Regions from separate parts of the Homo sapiens genome. Here region 2 is linked to region 1. Evidence: chromatin loops called from intact Hi-C (ENCODE). Cell type or tissue: PC-3. All regions are shown on one strand. Each heading gives the region's core, and the rest is flanking DNA. Links, peaks and the distances in the headings are about the cores only. Region 1 overlaps AKAP6 (A-kinase anchoring protein 6). Region 2 overlaps AKAP6 (A-kinase anchoring protein 6).

Evidence for each region. Hi-C counts contacts between places; a loop is a spot of excess contacts. Peaks named below come from ENCODE experiments on the same cell type or tissue, not always from the same donor. Only the 100,000 strongest peaks of a DNase experiment are listed, where the experiment ranks them.
Region 2: it touches region 1 in a loop (2.9-fold over the local background); 7 of 110 quality-filtered maps call a loop at or near these places.

The regions. Positions count from the first base shown.
Region 1 is chr14:32,610,654-32,613,575 of GRCh38, reverse strand. All of the region lies in intron 7 of AKAP6 (A-kinase anchoring protein 6), which reads right to left. Among named protein-coding and RNA genes, the nearest start is that of AKAP6, 280 kb to the right of the region's middle. In PC-3, for the core only: no CTCF peak of the experiment used is centred there; a DNase peak (open chromatin) is centred at 1,625; H3K27ac peaks cover 1,307 bases.
Region 2 is chr14:32,691,538-32,694,459 of GRCh38, reverse strand. The region is part of intron 8 of AKAP6 (A-kinase anchoring protein 6); the gene reads right to left. Among named protein-coding and RNA genes, the nearest start is that of NPAS3, 250 kb to the left of the region's middle. In PC-3, for the core only: no CTCF peak of the experiment used is centred there; a DNase peak (open chromatin) is centred at 1,159; H3K4me3 peaks cover 565 bases; H3K27ac peaks cover 1,700 bases.

The DNA of each region.
Region 1 (2,922 bases), core at 229-2,728:
ATTACCTTACTTTCAGCTAGAAAAGAAATGAAAGCTTTGGGGATGAGCAGCAGAAAAGAAGAAAAGAAATGAGACAGAGGAGTTTTCCAAAATTCCTCATAATTCAAAATGCATAGCCCCTCAAGTTATGAATAAACTTCAGAAGGTTTAAACACTGAAAGTTCAAATATGTTGATGAAGCTTAACTAATCATTTTCTAGTCTCAAAACTGGACCAAAAATTCCCATTAGAAATGGTCTAATTCCCTTAAAAATGAATGGTTTTAGCCACATGAAAGCATCCAGTGAAATTCCGTATTTGCTCGTCATCTATCTAATGATAGCTTGAGTATATACACGAGGTATCAAGTGAAAGACAGCAGGGAAATAAATGCCTGAGTGTTTGTGTTTGTGTCTAGTATAAAACAGAGAGACTGTGTTCCAGAAAAGCGACCCAGGTCATTTTACAAAGAAGAGAGCTCCCCAATCATATATTTCCTACAAATGTCTAGAAGTGTATAAACTACATTATGTTAGCTAAACCTCATTCATCATTTACTAGAAGGATGTGTATGTACACAAATTGCAATGGACCAAATATAATATGTCAGAAATTAGACTTTGATAGCGATTCAAATAGTGGTATGATCTAGTTCTGCCCTTTGAATTTATGTCAATTTAGAGACCTTTACCTTCTCAAGTTCAATCTCACCTAATCTTGTTAGAGAGCTTTGGAGCAAAGACTACAAATTTCATCAACCAGTGTGCTGGTCAGCTACCAAGTCATATTAGATGCTTTTAATGTTTTTCAAAGAAGCAACTCAGAGTATATCCTTTCAGCAAGGCTGTTTAAACAAAGGTTTTAAAAAATCTAACAATCTATTAACATAACCAACTAGACCTGCCTCAAGGAAGTATGAATATAATAATAAATTCACACTATAATAAAATCACATATTTAAGGTACAAATGCCTAGTTATTTGGGAAAAAATAGGTGAAATGGTTCTTCTAAAAGTTGATTTAAAGATTGTTTTATTTACAAAAAAAATAACAAGTGGCAAAGAAAATGGGAGAGAAGTGTAGAAAGGAAGAACAGATGTTAAGATGGGATTGTGCCATGATTTACACAGCTAAGATAAAGTATCATGAAAGATGAGATGATAAAGTAGGGTTCTGTCTTTAGCTTTAAAAAGGATATTATAACTACACATGATATTATTATAATCAAACAAAATTTACTAAAATACATTTTAAAGCTGAAATAACGTGTAAAGTGAGTAAAACAAAGCTTAGGAGGTAGTTGCTGCCCCAAGGAGTTTGCGGTCATGATGGATGGTAATCACTTGAAAAGTTAATTATGAAAGATATAAACAGAAATTCAAAACCACGATGAAACTGGTGTTTTACAAGGCTGTGTGAGATTAATCACCAAATGTAAGGTACAAACAGTAAATGAGAAGTTTAGAGGGCACAGTGATCACACAGGACTGGAAAATTTTAGGAAATCTCTTTTGAGAGGATAGGATTTGACTCCTACTCTGTTCTCTAGTCCCTCCTCAGCTTCAACCCTCCCTCTATTCAAATAATTGCTCCACTGACTAATCTCATGGGGTTTGTCTTCATTCTAAATTCTTTGGCTTCCTTCCCTCTTTCTGTCCTAACTCAGAAGATGTATCCTCCTTTCCTGAAAATCACAGATCCACTGATTCACTTCCTTTCCTTGTCTGAATCATTGTAGCAATAACTATCCATCTTTCTTGTCCCTGAAACTATCTTCTTCAAGTGTCCCTTTTTCACTAGTCCTATTCTTCAGTCTATAAACATGCTAAGTTCACTCTCGCTCCATGAAAAGTTCCTTTGACCTGCTATAATACCATTCCCCAGCTGCCAGCATTCTGGGCAACAGGGCCTGAAAGTTTCACTCCTCAGGTTGTAGATTCTCACTTAATCCCCAACTTTAATATGGTATCCTGGCTCTCAATTACCCTAGGCTTTCCTTAAAGTTCTATTGCACATCTACTTTATTCTCACACAATAGTCTCTTGTTAAAATCAACTTCCAAGGTTACAGCTATTATTTCTATTTGGACTACCAAACCTACATCCTTAACATTGACCTCTACTCTGAGCTTCAGGCTTGCATTTTCAACTGTTACACAAGAACACAGAGTTGATTTTCAAGTTTCTCCTCCTTACTAAATCTTTGTTCTCAAACTTTCCTGTACTTTAGAATCACCTGGGGAGGTTACAAAAATATCTATGCCCAGGTTACACACCTAGATATTCTTATTAATTGTGCATCAAGGTCACTGTACTAAACAGAGTTAATTATCTTCCCTTTCAAAGCTATTCCTTATCATAATGTGTCCAACCTCAGTTAATGGTAATACCATTCTCCTAACTGCTCATGCTCAATTCCTTTAAGTCATCGTTAACCCTTCCCTCAGGCTCCATCCCCTAGATACCAAATCCTATTATTTCTTCTTCCAGACTATCACTCTTACTTTTTTCCTTATATTAGAGCACAGCCACTGCTTTGCCTCGGCCTGCCTTTCATTATTGTAGTAGTTTCCTAATTCATTGTCTTGACTTTCAGTTCTTCCTCTTTCATCCTGCCTTTGCCATCTGTTTTCTATGACCAAATTCAATCATTAAAAACACACAGGGCACACCAGTAAAACACAACTCTTCAGCCTGATATCCAAAGCTGTCCAGTATATAGGTCAAACTTTTTCAGTATCTATCTTTCACTAAGTCCTCATCTCTTGCTTATAAACACATGGATACTGTATGCTCAAGAAGCCAAACTATTCACTGTTCACTTTCGATGTCCCTCATATTTTCCCTTTTCCATACTTTTGACCATGCTATTTCCTATGTTAGGAATGCTCTCCTTCCAACATCTTTCTACTACCAATTTTGCCAAATATTAGAGACCTCCACA
Region 2 (2,922 bases), core at 182-2,681, 81 kb before region 1:
CAGTAACTGTTCTAGGGTGGGGCTTGAGATTCTTCATTTCTAACAAGTGTTGGCAACACTGCTGGTCCATGGACCACGCTTTTTTTTGTTTTTTTTTTTGAGACGGAGTCTCACTCTGTTATCCAGGCTGAAGTGCAGTGGCACAATCTCTGCCTACTGCAAGCTCCGCCTCCCGGGTTCACACCATTCTCCTGCCTCAGCCTCCCGAGTAGCTGGGACTACAGGCGCCCACCACCACGCTCGGCTAATTTTTTGTATTTTTGGTGGAGAAGGGGTTTCACCTTGTTAGCCAGGATGGTGTCGATCTCCTGACCTCATGATCCGCCCACCTCGGCCTCCCAAAGTGCTGGGATTACAGGCATGAGCCACCGCGCCTGGCCCCATGGACCACACTTTCTGAGTAGCAAAGACCTCCAGCATATATGTGAAATCTGAACTAGTATCCCATTTCGAAAGACTAAAACAAAACAAAACCCGACCACTATAAAAGAGACAAATAAAAAATAAACCATCTGGTTTTCTTTATTGACTCTGTGACTAATAAGGAATAACTAATAAACATTTCCTTGAGAGGTATAACCATTTAGAAATACTTCCTGAATTACAGTCCCTATTTCTCTCTCCTTGCACCCTCCTATATTTTAATCATACAGACAGAAAAAGTGGAATGCCACCCACAAAATTAGAAGAGTATCTGATTCAAGGGATTATTAAAGCAAAGGGGAAAGGAAGAGAAAGCTCACCCTTTCCACGTCAGAGGATTTGGAGAATAAAAAATAAGGCAGGAGGAGCAGGTGCTCAGATGTGTGTTCTCCTCTCTCCTGGCCTAAGACCTAGAAAGGAGGCATGTGAGACAGGTTGAGAAAAAAGCCCAAAGCATAAGGATGTCAACTTCATTTCCAGGTCAGAACTCTGCGAGGAAATTGCCTCATATATTGTCCCCACAATAACCTGGAGTGGGGATGTTGTAGACAGAGAGAGATCTTCGGTTAGAATTCTCTTTGCTCTGTTGTTCTCTCATTCTCCCAAGAAGAGACTCCAGGGTTCTTGAGAGGTCAGCTGGTGAACTTGACAGAGGCATTGCCATGACAACAAAGGCACAATGACGGCCTCTCCCCAACAAAAGGAGAGCCAGGTGGGCCTCTCAATCCAGACCACAGAGAGTTGGCAGGGTCAGTGAGGGCTGAGTTGAGGCTTAGTCAGCAAGAAATACCACCGGTCCCTGACCAAGCCAAGAGGTAACAACATAAGCTAGACCAGCTACAGCCCTCTGTGGGAGGAAGCCTCATAATATCCTTGACAAGACCCATTTCAATAAGCCCAGCCAGACTGTACCTAAGCACTGTGTTAAGCCAGGGGACTCCACTGCACCCCAGAATTACAAGATCATGTAAATCCCTATATGCTCAGATGTCATCTTGGAGAAAAGAATGGAGACAAATAGAAAATCTGAAAAACAGAGTATTGATCCCAAGAGAGTATTTCCTAAAGAGAATGTTAATTTATTAGAGAGGCTATAATGTGTCTAAGAGCCTGAACTCTGATCTTAAAGCAAGTATTTTTCTTGCTTTTCTAGGAAAGTGTGAGTGTAGGGTGCCTCATAAAAATGATCAATTGGCAAGACAAAAGAAAGAAGCTTGTTTCTTTTTCATACATGTGCACCACTGAAAAAGAAATTTTGATTATGACTAAGAAATTCAAGGGCAAGAGATAAATTTATTATCTTTGCATCCTCAGTGTCCAGCATAGTCCCTGGTGAATGATGATAAATGAATCTAGATAAAGAAAACAAAAACCTTCAGTGGGGCAAGAATGACTTCAGAAAAGCAGCATGTGTCAGCAGACACAACAGTATCTCATCGCCAAAGACCAATACCAATACAACCAGTGCAACATGAACAGGCTGCTTTACTCATTCTTTACGTGAGATTTTGTTTTTACTATATTAAAATGGTAAATTCACTTACTTAAAATGATTATATGTAGTAGATGTTAAATCAATGTTAATTGCCTTCCCCTTCCTTTCACCTCCTCCTCTTTTTATAGTGAAAGATAAAGGTTTATGAACATGAAAATTATTAATGAATAGTTTTCAAATAAATTAAAAAATATATAAAATAATAAAATGTTCTGAAGCATGGGAATTTTTTCACTGGCTTTTTAGCATGCATTTATATCTATTGAACTGTTTCCTTCTATTATTCTCCTTATCATGGGCCTTCGAACAAAAGTCACTTAAGACTTTTTCTCAAACAGTCTACACTGGAGACCTGCAAGTAGCAAATGAACCTAATACAGATACTCACCCTTTATCCAGTCTAGTTTGTTTTCATCCTAGCTGAGAATATTTAGACTTGATACTTGATTTGTTAGATACAGTAAATGCCTTGGTACCACATTTTGTTTCATTGGTACCCAATGAGCACCAATGTGCTAAACAACAAATTCTCACAAAGTCTCAAAACAGAAGACAAAAACTTTTTTCTTAAAAGTATTTGTGCCTGATTTCAGATTCTTGGCCATGTGTTAATCCACAAGTTGGAAAAGACCTGAGATTTTTCCACATTTAGTGAAATCAAACATATAACAGTGGCAAATCAAAGCCAGGCACAGTGGCTCACACCTGTAATCCCAGCACTTTGGGAGGCCCAGGCAGATAGATCACCTGAGGTCAGGAGTTTGAGACTAGCCTGGCCAACATGGTGAAACCCCGTCTCTATTAAAAATACAAAAATCAGCCAGGCATGGTGGCACATGCTTGTAGACCCAGCTACTTGGGAGGCTGAGGCAGGTGAATTGCTTGAACCCAGGAGGCAAAGGTTGCAGTGAGCTGAGGTCATGGCATTGTACTCCAGCCTGGGCGACACAGCAAGACTCTGTCTCAAAAAAAAACAGTGGCAAATCAGAAATAAATTATTGAAT